Linked DNA regions of Homo sapiens: region 2 is linked to region 1. Evidence: chromatin loops called from intact Hi-C (ENCODE). Cell type or tissue: heart left ventricle. All regions are shown on one strand. Each heading gives the region's core, and the rest is flanking DNA. Links, peaks and the distances in the headings are about the cores only.

The links. Hi-C counts contacts between places; a loop is a spot of excess contacts. Peaks named below come from ENCODE experiments on the same cell type or tissue, not always from the same donor. Only the 100,000 strongest peaks of a DNase experiment are listed, where the experiment ranks them.
Region 2: a loop joins it to region 1, with 1.9 times the contacts of the local background. A loop is called at or near these places in 32 of 110 quality-filtered maps.

The regions. Positions count from the first base shown.
Region 1 is chr1:44,839,529-44,849,116 of GRCh38, forward strand. PTCH2 (patched 2) reads right to left here and starts at 3,725. Exons shown (of 22, transcript NM_003738.5): 1 at 3,333-3,725; 2 at 2,319-2,511. The coding sequence starts at 3,404. RefSeq lists a silencer at 3,671-3,940. In heart left ventricle, for the core only: no CTCF peak of the experiment used is centred there; a DNase peak (open chromatin) is centred at 3,723; H3K4me3 peaks cover 1,616 bases; H3K27ac peaks cover 556 bases.
Region 2 is chr1:44,970,958-44,980,545 of GRCh38, forward strand. EIF2B3 (eukaryotic translation initiation factor 2B subunit gamma) reads right to left here. Exons shown (of 12, transcript NM_020365.5): 3 at 7,358-7,503. Among named protein-coding and RNA genes, the nearest start is that of EIF2B3, 11 kb to the right of the region's middle. In heart left ventricle, for the core only: no CTCF peak of the experiment used is centred there; no DNase peak of the experiment used is centred there.

The sequences.
Region 1 (9,588 bases), core at 527-8,526:
CTAGCCTATCCTATGCTGGAGTATAGGAGAGAGGATGAGGAAACATGGAGGCTCAAGCAGTGTTTAGATGGGGAGAATGTGGGGAATGGAGAGGGAGGAAGGGAAGGGAGACTGCCTCTGTTGGGGCAGGAAATCCAAGAGTCATCTGGGACCACCCAGGCAGCAGTGGTGTGGGTGGGGATATGTGTATGTGCGTGTATGCACATCTGTGTCCTGGGGCTGGGGGCAGGCAGGCAGAGCGAGACATCTGCTCTGGACCCCAGGGCTGGCCTAGAGTGTATATGGATGTGAGAGTCTGCAGGGCTGGGGGTAGGTAGGGTGGGGATGGCGTGTGGGAGCTCAACAGGCAGGCAAGCTCTGAGAAACATCTGCTGTGGATCCTAGGACTTGCCAGTATTTGAAATAACTCGAGGGTGTGAGACTCCAACCTGGGTTCTGCCTTTGGGTATGGGCCAGGGCTGAGGGAGTCTACAAAATGCAAATTTCCCAGGGAAAAACAGACTGGAGTTTGACTCCTATCAAAGGGCTGCCATATGAAACCAGCCCTCAGGAAAGAAGAGAGTCATGCTGAAATTTTTTTTTTTTTTTTTTTGAGATGGAATCTCCCTCTGCTGCCCAGGCTGGAGTGCAGTGCGGCGATCTTGGCTCACTGCAACCTCCGCCTCCCAGGTTCAAGCAATTCTCCTGTCTCCGCTTCCCAAGTAGCTGGGACTACAGGCGCCCGCCACCACGCCTGGCTAATTTTTGTATTTTTAGTAGAGATGGGGTTTTATTATGTTGGCCAGGTTGGTCTTGAACTCCTGACCTTTGATCCGCCCGCCCCGGCCTCCCAAAGTGCTGGGATTACAGGCGTGAGCCACCGTGCCTGGCCTGCTGAAATTATTAATGAGAAATCATTCTGGCCAGGCACGGTGGCTCACACCTGTAATCCCAGCACTTTGGGAGGCTGAGGTGAGCGGATTACTTGAAGCCAGGAGTTCGAGACCAGCCTGGCCAACATGGTGAAACCTGGTCTCTACTAATAATACAAAAATTAGCCAGGCATGGTGTCGCCCACCTGTAATCTCAGCTACTTTGGAGGCTGAGGCAGGAGAATCGTTTGAACCTGGGAGGCAGAGGTTGCAGTGAGACGATATCAAGCCACTAAACTCCAGCTTGGATGAGACAGAGTGAGACTCTGTCTCAAAAAAAAAACAAAAAACCAAAAACCCAAAAATTATCAGGGTGTGGTGGCTTATGCCTGTAGTCCCAGCTACTTAGGTGGCTGAGGCACAAGAATCACTTGACCCTGGGAGGTGGAGGTTGCACTGAGCTGAGATCACACCACTGCACTCCAGCCTGGGTGACAGAGTGAGATTCTGTCTCCAAAACAAAACAAAACAAAAATTAGCTGGGTGTGGTGGCGCACGCCTGTAATCCCAGCTACTTGGGAGGCTGAGGTGGGAGGACCTGAGCCCTGGAGGTCTAGGCTGTCTCTACTAAAAATACAAAAATTAGCCGGGTGTGTTGGTGGGCACCTGTGATCCCAGCTACTTGGAGGCTGAGGCACGAGAATCACTTGAACCCGGGAAGTGAGGTTGTAGTGATCCAGGATCGCACCACTGCACTCCAGCCTGGGTGACAGAGAAAGACTCTGTCTCAAACAAACAAACAAACAAAAAAACAACCCCCCCCAAAAAAAAACCCCAAGAAAATCATTCTTCTTTTATGCTTCCTTAAGAAAGTGAGGATTTGATTCCATCTGACCCTGGCTATTGCCTCAAAGTGTGGATTCTGTATTGCTTTTCCATTAAATGGGCCTGGGTGCCTGAGTCCTCTCCCTGCAGGCTTGGCCAGATTATTTACTCAGTTTCCCCAGCCTTCTAGTTCTAACTTTTCTGATTCTGCTGGTCAGAAGTGATTTCTCCCTACCCTATCTTATACCACATAATCACAGGATGCTCTGTATTGTATTTTAGTTATTCCAGCACATATTTTACTTTCTTTGCTACTGAAAGATGAATCTTGTTTTAGCTGCCTTTGTAAAACCCTGATGCATTGTCAAAGACACACATAGAAAGTTAGCAATAAATGCTAACGTACAAAATCACAGACAAATATTCTATACACCCAATTCACAAGGTCTAACATCTGCAGATGTCCATTTATGGTTGTGGGAGGGAACGGTGTTCCTAGATGCCCAGGTGTAGGACTCTGGCCAGCAGGTGACCCTCCAGCCCCAGGGCCAGGCCTGCTAGAGCTCAGTAGCCAGCTCCTCACCCCGTTCTTGTCTTGGGCTCACCATACCTGAGCAGCTATGGCCAGTGTCCACAACTTACCTTCTACCCAGAGCTGTTCCAAGTTTGTCTCAATAATGGCCATGCGGAGACCTAATGCCAGGGCCCCAAAGGCCAACAGTCCCAGAAAGAGCACTTTGCCACAATGTCTCTGGATCCCGCATCCCAGAGAGAAGAGCAGGCCCTGGAAGTAAGCACGAAGCCAGAGTGGAGCCTTCAGGCTCCCAGCTAGGATCTGGGATGGAAAGAGAAGGGTCAGCCAGGCATCACTGCAACAATGCATGAAATCCTTCCCTTCTCACCCTGTATATCTGCTGCCCAGCCCTCGCTTCTTGATTTCTGGATGTGGGACAGGGAGCACCAACACAGACACAGGCCCAGACTTGGAAGATGTAACACCCACCATCCCCAGCACACACCTGAGGAAGGCATAGGCCTATTTTCCTTTCTTTTCTTTTTGTTTTCTCTCCTTTTTTTTTTTTTTTTTTTTTTTGAGACGCAGTCTCGCTCTGTTGCCCTGGCTGGAGTGCAGTGGTGTGATCTCGGCTGACTGCAACCTCCGCCTCCCAGGTTCAAGAGATTCTCCTGCCTCAGCCTCCCGAGTAGTTGGGACTACAGGCGCCCGCCACCACGCCCTGCTAATTTTTTATTTTTAGTAGAGACAGAGTTTCCCCATGTTGGCCTGGCTGGTCTCGAACTCCTGACCTCAGGTAATCTGCCTGCCTCAGCCTCCCAGTGTTGGGATTACAGGCGTGAGTCACCGCGCCCGGCCGGCATAGGCCCATTTTCTGAGAGCAGGATACATATGTACACACACCTGTCGTCGGGTGGACACAGAGGTGAACCCACAGACATTCATTCTCACTGGCCAGACGATGAGGAGACACCGGCACAGACACACCGACACACACGCACAACTTGCTTGCGGTGCTGGCTCTCACTTGCCTTCAGACATCTAATGACACTCGGCACTTCAAGACATCACAAACCTTGCAGAGGCCCGAGTGACAGACCTGGCTCCGCTCTCTTCCTTCTTCCAGCTCCCCCTCTACTCACCTGGGGTGCTGCGGTTCGAGCTGGGGGTGTGTAACTCGGGGGCAGCTCTCTGAGGGGCGGCGATCGAGTCATGCTGGCGGGGATGGGGGGCGCGGGCGCCCCCAACCCGCGTTATCTGGGCGCTCCCATAGGCTAGCCCGGTCTCCCGGTACCGCTGGGCCCCGCGTAGGGATTCAGTGGGGCCGCCAAGGCGCGGGCGTGGGAGAGACTGTGGGGTGTGGGTGTTAAAGCGGCTGGGAGGGAGGAGTGCAGGGAGCTGCGGGTCCGGGGCGCGGCGCCGGGATTCACCCGCTCCGTGGGCCGTGGGCCGCGGCGGCTGGAGGAGGAATGGGTCCCGCGCGCAGGCGGAATTGCTGGCCCGAGACGCACAGCAGGGCTCGAGGTGGCAACTGCAGTCCCCGGGAGGCGGCTGGAGCTCCAGAAAAGGGAGCTGGCCGGGGCGACGCCCTCCCATTGGCTGAGGGGCCCGCAAATTACCCTAGCCGCGCGGCCCGGCCCGCTGCTAGGTAACGGCGCCGCAGGGGGCGGGGCGGGAGACCACCCAGGCTGGGCCACCCCGCGCCTCCCTCCCGCCCGCGGGGCCCCAGGGAGGAGGAGGGAGGGGGATCCCGGAGAGGCGCAGCGCCGGCCAAGTGTAAGTCCAGAGGCTTACGCTGAGAAAGGGCCTTTGCGGGCTCTGTTAGGGATACACTTTTTTTTTTTTTTTTAAGACGGGGTCTCACTCTGTCACCCAGGCTGGAGTGCAGTGGCTCCATCTCGGCTTGCAGGCTCCGCCTTCCAGGCTCAAGCCATCCTCCCACCTCAGCCTCCCGAGTAGCTGGGATCACAGGCATGCACCACCACGCCCGGCTTTTTGTATTTTTGGTAGAGAACGGGTTTCGCCATGTTGCCCCGGTTGGTCTCAGACTCCCGAGCTCAGGATATCCGCCCGCCTCAGCCTCCCAAAGTGTTGGGATGACAAGCGTGAGCCACCGCGCCCGGCCTAGGGCCACAATTTCTTTTTCTTTTCTTTTTTTTTTTTTTCAGGCTTAATTCACTTTATTTTTCTTGTATAAAAACCCTATGTTGTAGCCACAGCTGGAGCCTGGATCCTCTGCGCGGAGACTCTGGTGTGGGTCTTGACGAGGTGGTCAGTGAATTCCTGATAGGGAGACTTGGTGAATACAGTCTCCTTCCAGAGGTCGGGGGTCAGGTAGCAGTAGGTCTTAGAGATGGCATCAAAGTGGGTAGGGCCACACTTTCTTTCCGACCCAATCAAAGCCCAAGATTTCTTCTGTTCACTCTTCCCGGCTTCCATTCTTGCCCTCTTCAGTCCACTCTCTCCACTGAGACCAGAGTCATTTCTCTAACATGCAAATCTGATAGCTCCAAAGCACAAGGCCCACTTGGAGCACAGGGCCCTGTGTGATCTAGCTAAAGCCTTCTCTCCCATAGTTCCCTCACATCAGTGTTCCCTCGTTCCTGCCTTTGTACATGTTTTGGTCCTTTTGTCTTGGCAGATAATCTTCAAAAACTGAACTTGAATCACCCCCAAAACCCACCTTTTTTTTTTTTTTTTTGAGGCAGGATCTCCCTCTGTTGCCCAGGTTGGAGTGCAGTGGTGCCTTCACAGCACACTGCAGCCTTGAGCTCCCAGTCTCAAGGGATCCTCCCACCTCGACCTCCCAAATGGCTGGGACTACAGGTGTGCACCACCACACCTAGCTAATTTTTGTAATTTTGTATAGACAGGGTTTTGCCATGTTGCCCAGGTTGGTCTCAAACTCCTGGGCTCAGGTCATCTGCCCACCTGGGCCTTCCAAAGTGCTGGAATTATAGGCGTGAGCCACTGTACCCAGCCTACCCCCTCTTTGAAACCTTCCTTGATTCATGTCTCTCTCCTGGCAGATAATTGCTTCTTTGTGCTCTGCATAACAACTCAATTTATATATGTATAATTGCATTTATGACACAAAAACTTATGTACTTGAAAGTCTGCCTTCTTCACCAGACAATAAATAGGTGCTTAATAATTGTTGAGTGAGTCACTAAGAGTTGCAGAATTCAGGGTGTAAAGGATTGGAAATTGGGAAGAATAGAGGCAATAGTCCCTCTATTAAACTTTCAACTATCCTATCTGAGTGTGCTGTTTCTATTGGGTTCCTGATTGATAAACCTCAAGTGGCAGAGTAGGGTAAAATCAATATTCCAATATGTAAAGTTTGAGAAAGAGAAAATGAATCTACAATAAGCTAATTTTTCTAACACAACTACTATTATCTCTGGCAAATTTCTTGGTCAGTTCTTCCAGACTTAAAAAAAATCATTCCATCATAAATATTTCATGTTACTATGTAGTTTTTGTAATCAATCATTTGGAGAATATCCTTAGGACAGATTCCCAGAAGTGGGTTGTTTGGGTCAAAGAGTATGAACATTTTTATGGCTCTTGATACACACTGCTCAACTGATTTTTTGAAAGCTTGTGCAAATTAACATCATCTCTAGAGCCTCAGTCCTGGGGAAGAGGAACATTTAGGTTGAAGGGGTGAACACCTAACAGGTTTGCCATTTCCATTTGTCCATTCACCCAGAAAAATGCCTATGGAGGAACTAATATATGTATGATGCTGTTGGCCAAACAGTAACTGCACATGAAAAGCAGCCTACCTGAATAGCACTTTCTTCTCCCTGTTATAGAGTGTGTCCTGCTGAGCATAAAGTGGCATGGTAGCTCATGCTTGTAATCCCAGCCCTTTGGGAAGCTGAGGCGGGAGGATTGCTTGAGGCCAGGAGTTCAAGCCCTGGCAACATAGTGAGACCCCATCTCTACAAAAAATAAAAAATTAGCTGGGTGTGGTGGCGCACACCTGTAGTCCCAGCTACTTGGGAGGCTGAGGCAGGAGAGTTGATAGAGGCTGCAGCGAGCTGTGATTGTGCCATTGCACTCCAGCCTGGGCGACAAAGTGAGACCCTGCCTCAAAAAACAATAATAATGATAACATAAAAAATTTAAGGTTAAAAAGAACTGTACCCCTAGCAAGTCTCTGAAATAGAAACAGCCTCTAACTTAAGTCTGTATGGGCCCCTAGTTTGCTCTTGGGGCAATAGCTGAAGACAGGGAGTGGCCTGGACTCAGCACTGGTTGTCATCAGGAGTACAACTCCCGATGCTATGCTTTAAGTAAGTCTTAATCTCCTTCCTTTTTACCAGACTCTGCAAGACATAAGGTCCATGGATAAATAGATTTGTAACCACTTGGGCCTTGGGACTCTGCTTTCATCATAGGCCCATCACTGCTAACAATTGTGACAAAGTCCACCATTTCTATGGATGCTTCCAAGGCCAAGTCTGTCTATTAAGGAAACCTCTTGCCTTATAGTTCAAAGACTAGGATGGAAGAAATGGGTCTACAGTTTCCAGCCTTTCCAACCTAGGGCCTAGTGCTGTCTGGCTGCTCCAAGCTACAAAATGACCTGTCTTCTCCCAAACAAAATGGTTTCCTGAGCCCAGCTAAGCTCAGCCAGAGCCAAAGCCATAGACCCCAGGAATAGGAAGGGATAAAGAGGCTTCTCTTCTCTTTCTGCAAGCAGCCTCCTTTATGATAGAACAGCTTGTTTCACTGTCATTTCCACTGGTCCTGGGTACGTGTTTTGGGCCTAAACTAGAGATATTCTCCAAATAACAGGATAAAAGCAATCTAATTAAATCTCATTACTGACTCATGAAACAAACGTCTTGGGATCTCCTTTTTTTAAATTTTTTCAATGAGACAGGGTCTCATTCTGTCACCCAGGCTGCAGTGCAGTGGCATGATCTTGGTGCACTGCAGCCTCTACTGCCCAGGCTCAAGTGATCCTCCCATCTCAGCCTCCCGAGTAGCTGGGACCACAGGCGCGTGACACCACGCCTGGCTAATTTTTTTGTATTTTAGTAGAGACAGAGTTTCACCGTTTTGCCCAGGCTGGTCTTGAACTCTGAGCTCAGGCAATCCACCCGCCTCGGCCTCCCAAAGTGCTGGGATTACAGGCATGAGCCACCGCGCCCAGCCTTGGGATCTCTTATGTGTCCATTCCTTTGCTGGGTTCTGGTGTTGCAGGGTACCTGCTTTTTAGAAGTTCATAGCCTGAGGGGGAGCACAGAGACCACAGGGGAAACCACTGAGTTGGGGGTACTCAGGGATGTTTCCAGAAGTGAAAGGAACTGGATGGGAGAGGTGGGAGGATGACAGAATCTAAAAGGAAAAGGAATGGCTCATGGTCTGGATCTTTCATTTGCTGGTTGTGAGATCTCAGGGAAGTCACATAATCTCTGACATTAACATAAGGATTAAATGAGATAATACATATGGCTGAGGAACAGTGCCAGGAAAAGTGAGGCAGCCCACACTCACATACACACAGTGCTGGGTAAAGTGACCAGTCTGGCTTCAGGGGTGGGTTCATGTGGGAGTTAATTCATGGTGGAGGCAAGGCAGGCTTGCTTTCTCTGGCATTCCTCTAGGCTTCTCACTCGCCAGCTTTTGGCTGCTTCTGTTATCTAGGCCAAGCAGAGTCAATGACCCTGAGATGTGGAGGAGGGAAGTGGGGGTCCTGGGCAGCCCCATCACCACCTGTTATATTTAGGGGCCAAGCCTGGGTATGTATGCTCCTTCCCTGTGGGCAGGTTGAGGCCAATAGCACCTATCAAGTATTTGTTTGTTTGAGATGGAGTTTTGCTCTTGTTGCTCAGGCTGGAGTGCAGTGGTGCCATCTTGGCTAACTATAACCTTCACCTCCTGGGTTCAAGCGATTCTCCTGCCTCAGCCTCCTGAATAGCTGGGATTACAGGCGCCCGCCACCACGTCGGGCTAACTTTTTGTATTTTTAGTAGGGATGGGGTTTCATCATGGTGGCCAGGCTGGTCTTGAACTCCTGACCTCAGGTGATCCACCCACCTTGGCCTCCCAAAGTGCAGGGATTACAGGCGTGAGCCACCGCGCCTGGCGTACCTATCAAGTATTTGGTGCCAGGGCTGCAGCCAGAGATTAGGGAATGGTCCTTCACTTTAAGTGTGGGGGAAGGAGACAGGCTAAGAACAAATGCAGCCTCTCTCTATTTATCCATGGCAGAAAGGCCCCGATGCAATCATCCTGGGTAGTGGCAGATGGCTCAGGCCAAGGACAGGTCATACTGGCTTCCAGTAGAATGTGTTCTCCTGCCCAGTCTCTCTCCCTCTGGGTCAGCTTCATTAGAGCAGAGCTTTCTAGACTTTCTGTCTGGGTGGTCCTTTCCATGGGCCTCCCCCTTCCTCAGACACATTTAACTATTTAGAAAGCTGCATACAAAGGCCTGGTTTATGTACCTCCTTAGGAGTAGGGATAGCTGTGGATAAAGAAAGTGTATCCCCTGCAATTCTCTGGAAATAGAAACAACTTCTCAACTAGGCCATGCAGGCCCTAGATTCCTGTTGGGGCTACAGCTAAACACAATTTCCCTCTCTCCACTGAGTATGGAAGTGGGATGGTAATAGTAAAGTAGTGAAGAACTGGGAAGAAGTTCGACCTTTGGCCTTGGGGAACAGCTTGGAGGGCAATCTTGGCAGTCTTATAGGCTCACAGGAGCTTATGGGCCCTCACTTCAAGTATGGGGAAAGGAGAGAGGCTAAGAACCAATGCAGCAGCTCCCCATTTATCCATGGCAGAAGGCCCCTGATGCAATCATCCTGGGTAGTGGCAGTCTTCTCGGCTCAAGGAACTCTTGCCAGCAGGCAAGGATGAATTGTAACTGGGGGATGGATTCCTGGAGTAGCAGCTGTCAAGTTTTGTCTGACCCGGCAAGCTCCCGGAACCCTGTTCCTCAGCACATCCCCAGGGTCCTCCCTGATTCGGCATTCGAGGTCCCCTTTCTCCTCTTCCTCCACTTCCCTCATTGAGCATCACTGGGAGAGGCAGGGCAGACCCTATTAACTCTTCTGCCTGCCTTGCTTTTCTGATTTCTGTCCATGGAGAGGTGGCCGGCCAGTGGACATTCAGTTGCTCACTATGTTTCAGACATACTCAGCCCCTCTGTAGCTGCTACCAAAAGAAAACAAAAACTGTCCCTGCCTTCTGGCAGACAAACAGGGCAAAGAGAAGAAAAATCAAAGCATCTTGGGCACCCAGCCAGTCCTGGAACTGTCAGACAATAGCAGCAGTGTCCTGAGCTGGGGGCTGCTCCCAGCTGGGACTCAAACTCAACAACACCTTCCTCTGGGAAAGCTTTTACCTTTTGTTTTCTCCAGCTCCTTCCTTTCCTTG
Region 2 (9,588 bases), core at 485-8,484, 130 kb after region 1:
ATTATATGTAAGAGATTCTGTGTAAATGATGTGGGGGAACGGGTAACGGAGGAACAGAAATTAGACTGCAGAAGGACTTAGTAAAGATTCTGATTTTAGGTGCAAGGGGAAGCCCTAAAATAAGGAGTAAAAGATCAAAGTCATGGCCGGGCGCAGTGGCTCACGCCTATAATCCCAGCACTTTGGGAGGCCGAGGCGGGCGGATCCCGAAGTAGGAGATCGAGACCATCCTGGCCAACATGGTGAAACCCTGGCTCTACTAAAAATACAAAAAAATTAGTCGGGCTTGGTGGCAGGCACCTGTAGTCCCAGCTACTCGGGAGGCTGAGGCAGAAGAATGGCGTGAACCCAGGAGGCAGAGCTTGCAGTGAGCCCGCACTCCAGCCTGGGCTACAGAGCGAGACTCCGTCTCCAGAAAAAAAAAAAAAAAAAATCAAAGTCATACAAAAAGGCAGTAACTTGGAGAGTAAAATGCCCCTTTGGAGGTTACTTTACTTTCCTTCTCATGCCTTCTCTCCTAACAGTTGCCACTATTACTTCTCAAGCCTCCAAGTATTAGAGGAACTTATTTGCCTGGGACTTTCAAGATCTCTAGCTTACTGGGCCAAAAATAACTTTTCTAAAATTCAGAGATTATAGAGCAAAGAAAGTTTACACATCCATTCTAAACTTTTAGATGGTAGCTAATACAGCTCTGAGAAGACCACCAAAAATCCCAAGCTCTTTGCAAATCAAAACTACAGTAAGATACTAACTCATGCTTATTGGGATGACTACTATTAAGAAAAAAATAGGCTGGGTGAGGTGGCTCATGCCTGTAATCCCAGCACATTGGGAGGCTGAGGTGGGTGGATCACGAGGTCAGGAGTTTGAGACCAACCTGGCCAACATGGTGAAACCCCGTCTCTATACTAAAAATACAAAAATTAGCTGGCCGTGGTGGTATGCACCTGTAATTCCAGCTACTCAGGAGGCTGAGGCAGGAGAATCGCTTGAACCTGGGAGGAAAGGTTGCAGTAAGCCGAGATTGCACCATTGCACTCCAGCCTGGGCAACAGAGCAAGACTCCTTCTCAAAAACAAAAAAACAAACAAACAAAAATAAGCAGAAAATAAATACTGGGAAGGATGTGGAGAAACTGGAACCATAGGCTAGGCATGGTGGCTCATACTTGTAATCCCAGCACTTTGGGAGGCCAAGGTGGAGGATCACTTGAGCCCAGGAGTTCGAGACCAGCCTGGGCAACATAGTGAGACTCTGTCTCTAAAAAAAAATACACACACACACACACAAACACACACACACACACATATACACACACAAACACACACATGTATATACACACACACACATATATATATATATCCAGGCACGGTGGCTCATGCCTGTAATCCCAGCACTTTGGGAGGCCAAGGTGGGTGGATCACCTGAGATCGGGAGTTTGAGACCAGCCTGACCAACATGGAGAAACCCTGTCTCTACTAAAAACACAAAATTAGCTGGGTGTGGTGGCGCATGCCTGTAATCCCAGCTACTCAGGAAGGTGAGGCAGGAGAATCGCTTGAACCTGGGAGGCAGAGGTTGCGGTGAGCCGAGATCACGCCATTGCACTCCAGCCTGGGCAACAAGAGCAAAACTCCGTTTTAAAAAATAATAATAAATAAATACACACACACACACACACACACACACACACACACTGATTTTAATTTATTTATATATTTTTTTGAGACAGAATCTCCCTCTGTTGCCCAGGCTAGAGTGCAGTGGTACGATCTCAGCTCACTGCAACCTTCACCTCTCGAGCACAAGCAGTCCTCAACCTCAGCCTCCTGAGTACCTGGGACTACAGGTGTGTGTCACCATGCGTGGCTAATTTTTGTATTTTGGGGGCAATATAGTGAAACACCCTCATCTCAACAAAAAATAAAAAGTTAGCTGGGTGTGGCAACATATGCCCATGGTTCCAGCTACTCAGGAGGCTGAGATAGGAGCATCGCTTGACCCTGGGAGGTCAATGCTGCAGTGAGCCATGATTGCGCCATGGCACTCCAACCTGGATGTCAGAACGAAATCCTGTCTCAAAAACAAAACAAGAAAAGAAAGAGAGAAAGAGGTTGGAGCCCTTGTACACTGTTGGTGGCAATGTAAAATGGTATAGCCACTGTGGAAAACAGTATGGCAGTTCATTAAAAAATTAAACACAGAAATAGCATATAATCCAGCAACTACATTTCTCAGTATAAATCAAAAGAACTGAAAGAGGGTCTCAAAGAAATATTTGTACATCCATATTCACAGCTGCATTATTCACAATAGCTAAAATGTGGAGGCAACCCAAGTGTCCGTGGATGGATGAATGGCTAAGCAAAATGTGGCATATCCATAAAATAGAATATTCCTCAGCCTTAAAAACGAAGTAAATTCTGCAGTATGCTACAATATGGATGAACCTTGAGGATGTTATGCTAAGTAAGCCAATCACAAAAAATAAATACTGGAGGCCAAGGTGGGCAGATCACTTGAGGCCAGACGTTCGAGACTAGCCTGGCCAACATGGCGAAACCCCATTTCTACTAAAAATACAAAAACTAGCCAGGTGTAGTAGGTAGGGCATGCACCTGTAGTTCCAGCTACTCAGGAGGCTGAGGCACAAGACATGCTTGAACCTGGGAGGTAGAGGCTGCAGTGAGCTGAGATCATGCCACTGCACCCCAGCCAGGGTGATAGAGTGAGACTCTGTCTCAAAAAAAAAGAAAGACAAATACTCTATGATTCCACTTACATGAGGTACTTAGAGGTAGTCAAAATCATAGAAATAGGAAGTAGAATGGTAGCTGCCATGGGCTAGGAGGAGGGGGATGTTAGTATTTAATGGTAATAGAGTTTCAGTTTCACAAGATGAAGGTTATAGAGATGGAGGGTGGTAATGGTTGCACAACATTATAAATGTGCTTAATACCACTGAACTGTACACTTGACCCAAATTTTCTTCTCATTACCCTAATGGAATTCCCCAAATATTCTCTAAACAAATAATCAGCGGTACTCCAGAAAGCAACACACCCCACATTATTGTATTGGAAGCCCCCACTCTAATCAGAAGCACCCAAAATCCACTTGAGAGAAAATACAGAAAAGTAGAAGGAAGGCCAAAAGTGAATGGAAATGCCTATATACATTGTACTGGAGGTCCTGGCCAGGGCAATGAGACAATTTTTTTTTTTTTTAAAGAGCTGGGCATAGTGGCTCATGCCTGTAATCACAGCATTTTGAGAGGGCAAGGTTGGGGGTATCACTTCTGTCCAGGAGTTCCAGACCAGGCCTGGGCAATACAGTGAGATCCTTTCTCTCTATATATAAAAAAAGTCCAGGTGTGGTGGTGCATGCCTGTAGTCTCAGCTACTTGGGAGGCTTAGGTAGGAGGATCACCTGAGCCTGGGGAGGTCGAGGTTACAGTGAGCCGTGATCGAGCCACTGCACTCCAGCCTGGACAACAAAGTAAGACCCTGGTCTAAAAAAAAAAAAAAGAAAAAAAAAGAAATTAGCCGGGCATGGTGGCACATGCCTGTAGTCCTAGTTACTTAGTTACTTGGGAGCCTGAGGTGGGAGGACTGCTTGAGCCCAGGAGTTTGGGGCTACAGTGAGCTGTGACCACACAACTGCACACTAGCCTGGGTGACAGAGTGAGACTGTCTCAAAAAATAAAATTAATGTAATTTAATTTTTAAAAAGAATAAAGATTAAGAAGGAAGATATAATACTGTTTTTATTTGCAGGCAATATGATGATAAGGTCCTAAACGAATCTATAATTTAAAAGGTCACAGCGCATAATGCCAAAATACAAAAATCAATTGTATTTCTATGTACAAGCAATAAACAATTGAAAATAGAAAAAATACCAGTTACAATATCATTAAAAATATTTACCTAGGAATAAATTTATCAAGACATGTTCAAAATTTCTACATTGGGCTGGGTGTGGTGGCTCATGCCTGTTATCCCAGCACTTTAGGAGACTGAAGTGGGAGGACAGCTTGAGCCCTGGAGTTTGAAACTAGCCTGAGCAACACAGTGAGACATCTCTACTAAAATAAAAATCTAAAAAATTAGCTGTGCATGGTAGCATGTGCCTGTAGTCCCATCTACTTGAGAGGCTGATGTGGAGATCACTTGAGCCCAGGAGGTTGAGGCTGCAGTGAGCCTTGATCACACCACTGCACTCCAGCCTGGACGACAGAGCAAGGCTGTCTCAAGAAAAAAAAAATCATCACTGAAAATTACAAAACTCAGTTGAGAGAAATTAAGCGAAACTTAAATAAATAGATACACAATTATGTGTTACTTAATGACAGCGATATGTTCTGAGAAATCCGGTATGTTCTGAGAAATGCATTGTTAGGTGATTTCGTTGTGCGAACATCATAGAATGTACTTACTCAAACCTAGATAGTATAGCCTACTACATACCTAGGCTATATGGTATAGCCTATTGTTCCTAGGTAACAAACCTGTATGTTATTATATACCATAGGTAACTGTAACACAATGGTAAGTATTTGTGTATTTAAACATATCTAAACATAGAAAAGGTACAGTAAAAATATGGTATTACAATCTTATGGGACCACATATGTGGCCAGTCATTGACCAAAAATCGTTATGTGGCACATTACTATATATACGATGTTCAAGGATCAAAAGATTCAATATTAAGATGTCAAATCTGAGCTGGGTGAGGTCGCTCATGTGTGTAATCCCAGCACTTTGGGAGGCCAAGGTGGGTAGGTCACTTGAACCTGGGAGCCCGAGACCAGCCTGGCCAACATGGTGAAACCCTGTCTCTATAAACTACAAAAATTAGCCAGGTGTGGTGGCACACACCTGTAATCCCAGCTACTCAGGAGGCTGAGGCACGAGAATCAGTTGAACCTGAGAGGTGGAGGCTGCAGTGAGGTGGTGCGGTGAGGAGGTGCAGTGGAGGTGGAGATTGCACCACTGCACTCAGCCTGGGTGAGAGAGCAAGACTCTGTCTCAAAAAGAATACAAAACAAAGACAAAACCATAGAAGAACATCTACACAAAGGTCAGATGGGCAGAGATTTCTTAGGCCGGACACAAAAAGCAATAACCATAAAAGAAAAAATCAGTAATTTGGATTTCATCATCATTAAAAACTTTTCTTCAAGAGACACCATTAAATAAAAAGCCACAGACTGGTGGAAAATATTCACAACACATATCTCACAAACGACTTGCATCTGGACTATATTAAGAATTCCTATAATCAATAATGGAAAGGCAAACAACTCAATTAAAAAATAGACAAATGCTTTGAACAGACACTTCATGAACATATATAAATGGCCAATAAACACATGAAAAGGTGTTCAGCATCATTACCATCAGGGAAATGTAAATTAAAACCACAATGAGATACCACTACATACATACCTACTAGAATGGTTAAAATTAAAAAGACTGACAACACCAAGTGTTGATGAAGACGTGAAGCAAACGCAACTCTTACAAACTGTTGATGAAAGTATAAAATGGTACAATCACTTTAGAAAACTGCTAGTTTCCAATAAAGTAAACCTTACAGCCTATAGAATATTTTCACAAAAAGACCTGCAGAACAATGCTCATAATAGCTTTATGCATGATAGCCAAAAATTAGAAACAACCCAAATAACTGTCAATAGGAGGATAGATAAATAAATAGTAGTATATTCATTCAATGGAATACTACTAAGCATGAAAAGGAACAGATTAGTTATACTTTCAATAACATGAAAGAATCTGAAAAATATGTTGAACAAAAGAAGCCAGAACAAAATTGTATGTTTCCATTTATATGAAGTTTATAAGCAAATAAAATTAATACATAGTGATAGAAACAGAAGAGTGGTTGACTCAGAAGATCAGAGACTTACTAGAAAGAAGCACAAAGGAACTTTCAGGGGTGATGGAATTGTTCTAGATTTGGATAATGGTAATCTAGGTGTATATTTAGTATCTGTGCATTTTACTGTGTATAAATTATTCCTCAATAAAAGGGGTGGGAAAGCCATGTACATATTTGCATTAATTTTTTGTTTTATAGTACAAAAGTCGGTTGAAAATAACACATCCGTTTAATCACCAGAAATAACAGAAGAAAGTTTGTCTCCCATTTCAAGTAATATGGCAACATCACAACGATTGAATTTTTTCCAAAGAAAAACAATTTTAGAACAATCTACAGTGGATCTTTCTCAGCTCATGGGCCACAAACCATTGGGGAGACTATGTTCTCATATCTATGTGCTCCTTAGTTTCTTAACCAAAGGTTAACTAAAAGTTCAAATATTACATGGGAGGTCTATGAATTTTTGAACGTTCCTTTGTACTTCTTTCTAGTCAATCCTCACCTGCAGAGTCAACTGCTCCTCTGATTTATACATTAACATTGCTTGTTCACAAACTTCATATGAATGGAATCTTTTGAAGTACATTTAGAGTATATCTTTTTTTTTTTTTTGAGATGGGATCTCACTCTGTTGCCCAGGCTGGAGTGCAGTGGCATGATCTCGGCTCACTGCAACCTCCACCTCCTGGGTTCAAGCGATTCTCCTGCCTCAGCCTCCCCAGTAGCTAGGATTACAGATGTGCACCGCCATGCCCAGCTAATTTTTGTCTTTTTAGTAGAGACAGGGTCTTACCACGTTGACCAGGCTGGTCTCAAACTCCTGACCTCAAGTGATCCACCTGCCTTGGCCTCCCAAAGGGATTACAGGCATAAGCCACTGTGCCTGGCCTAGAGTATGTCTTTTTTTTCTTTTTTAATAAAAATGTGCTATTACTCAAAAACATTGGAAACCAGTGACTATGACAAATTAATGTCTAAATCTTTACTAGTAACCAAATCAAAGAGCAACTGAAGAGTACATGGGTAACAAAGTATGTGATGTAAAAATATATCAGAAATAAAGTTTTGTAAACTATAATGCACTGGGGGCCAGGCGTGATGGCTCACGCCTGTAATCCCAGCACTTTGGAAGGCCGAGGAGGGTGGATCACCTGAGGTCAGGAGTTCGAGTCTAGCCTGGCCAACATCCCATCTATACTAAAAATACAAAATTAGCCAGGCACGGTGGCGTATGCCTGTAATCCCAGCTACTTGGGAGGCTGAGGCAGGAGAATTGCTTGAACCCGGGAGGTGGAGGTTGCAGTGAATTGAGATCACACTACTGCACTCCGGCCTAGGTGACAGAGCGAGGTTCTGTCTCAAAAAAAAGACTATAATGCACTGGGAAAACATAAGATATCATCTATCTTCAATAAACAAGAAGAGTCAAAAAATTGCTTTTCACCTTAAGTTTTGGATATATGTAGCGCAAAGAATCTGCAGTTCCCATGTCAGCGTCATCAGGAATACACACAATATCTGGCTTCATTTTCATCTTGAATTCTGCACATAGAGCCTTTTGAACATCCCTGGTTGTAACCACAATGACTTCTATAGGACAAAAGAAAAAAAGAAAGAAAAACAAAAACTTACTCATATAGACAGTGGTTCCATTATTTCAATTAGATTTGGTCTATTTCTAGGTGTAATAACAACTGCTAATATTATTGTGCCTTTTCAATATATTTTACCTGCATTCCCCCAATAAATTCTTTTTTTTTTTTTTTTTTTTTTTTTTTTTTTTACAGACAGGGTCTCACTCTGCCACTCAGGCTGGAGTGCAGTGGCACTGTCGCAGTTCACAGCAGCCTCAACCTCCCAAGATCAGGCAATCCTCCCACCTCAGCCTCCCAAGTAGCTGAGACTACAGGCATGTGCCACCATGCTTGGCTAATTTTTGTATTTTCTGTAGAGATGAGGTTTCGCTCTGTTGCCCAGGCTGGTCTCCAACTCCTGGGCTCAAAGGATCCGCCAGCCTTGGCCTCCCCAAGTGTTGTGATTACAGACGTGAACCACTGCATCTGGCCTCCCCCCAATTAATTCTTAGAACAATCTCATCTTACAAATGAGGAATCTTGGATTAAAAGACATGCTGGCTGGGCGCAGTGGCTCATGCCTGTAAATCCCAGCACTTTGGGAGGCCGAGGCAGGCGGATCACTTGAGCCCTGGAGTTCAAGACCAGCCTGGGCAACATGGCAAAACCTTGTCTCTATAAAAAAACTCCAAAAAACCAGAGGTTTAGGTGGGAGGATTGCTTGAGTCTGGGAGGTGGAGGTTGCAGTGGGCCAAGATCACCCCACTGCACTCCAGCCTGGGTAACAGAGTGAGTCTGTCTCAAAACAAACAAACAAACAAAAAAAAACCTCAGGTCTATATGAATGGTGCCCACACTTTAATATATTATATGCCACTTCTCCTTGATATGAAGAATTCAGAAGAACATTAATCAAAAATACAAATGGGAAGAAATATAAAAAACACTCTGGGAAGCCAAGGCAGGCAGATAACTTCAGCCCAGGAACTCAAGACCAGCCTGGGTAACGTGGCGAAACCCTGTCTCTGCCAAAAAAAAAAAAAAAAAAAAAAGGAGGAAAGAAAAATTATCCAGGTGTGGTGGCATGCATGTAGTTGCAGCTACTCAGGAGGCTAAGATGGGAGGATCGTTTGATCCCAGGAGGCAGAGGTTGCAATGAGCTGAAATCATGCCACTGTACTCCAGCCTTGGACGACAGAGCAAGACTCTGTCTCTAAAAAACAAAAAAACCAAAGGGGGCCATGCGTAGTGGCTCACACCTGTAATTCCAACACTTTGGAAGGCCGAGACAGGCAGATCACTTGAGGTCAGAAGTTCAAGACCAGCCTGGACAACATGGCGAAACCCTGTCTCTATTAAAAATACAAAAAAATTAGCCGGGAGTGGTGGTACACGCCTGTAGTCCCAGGTACTCGGGAGACTGAAGCAGGAGAATTGCTTAAACCTGGGAGGTGGAGGTTGCAGTGAGCTGAGATCACACCACTGTACTCCAGCCTGGGCGACAGGGTGAGACTCCAACATTTTAAATCTTCATTCAATACAAAGAGAGAGCTATTAAGCTACCACCCTTCCTATTGGAGGCAACTCTAATAATGGAATGAACACTGGATCACAAGACTGGGCCTCAGGCTTTGGCACCCTGATTTATTACATCTAAATATAGGACACCTCAAACTCAATGTGACCAAAGCTGAACTCATTATTTTAATGAAAATAAAATTCATTAAAACCTTTTCCTGGCCAGGCACGGTGGCTCATGCCTGTAATCCCAGCACTTTGGGAGGCCGAGGTGGGCAGATCACGAGGTCCTGAGATCGAGACCATTCTAGCTAACATGGTGAAACCCTGTCTCTACTAAAAATACAAAAACTTAGCCGGGCATGGTGGAAAATGCCTGTAGTCCCAGCTACACAGGAAGCTGAGGCAGGAGAATCACTTGAACCCGGGAGAGGTTGAACCCTGGCGGAGGTTGTAGTGAGCCAAGATCGTGCCACTGCACTCCAGCCTGGGTGGCAGCGTGAGACTCTGTCTCAAAAAAAAAACACCTGTTCCTTGTCTCCTATTCCTTTTCCTACTTAATGGCATAACTATCTACCTAGCT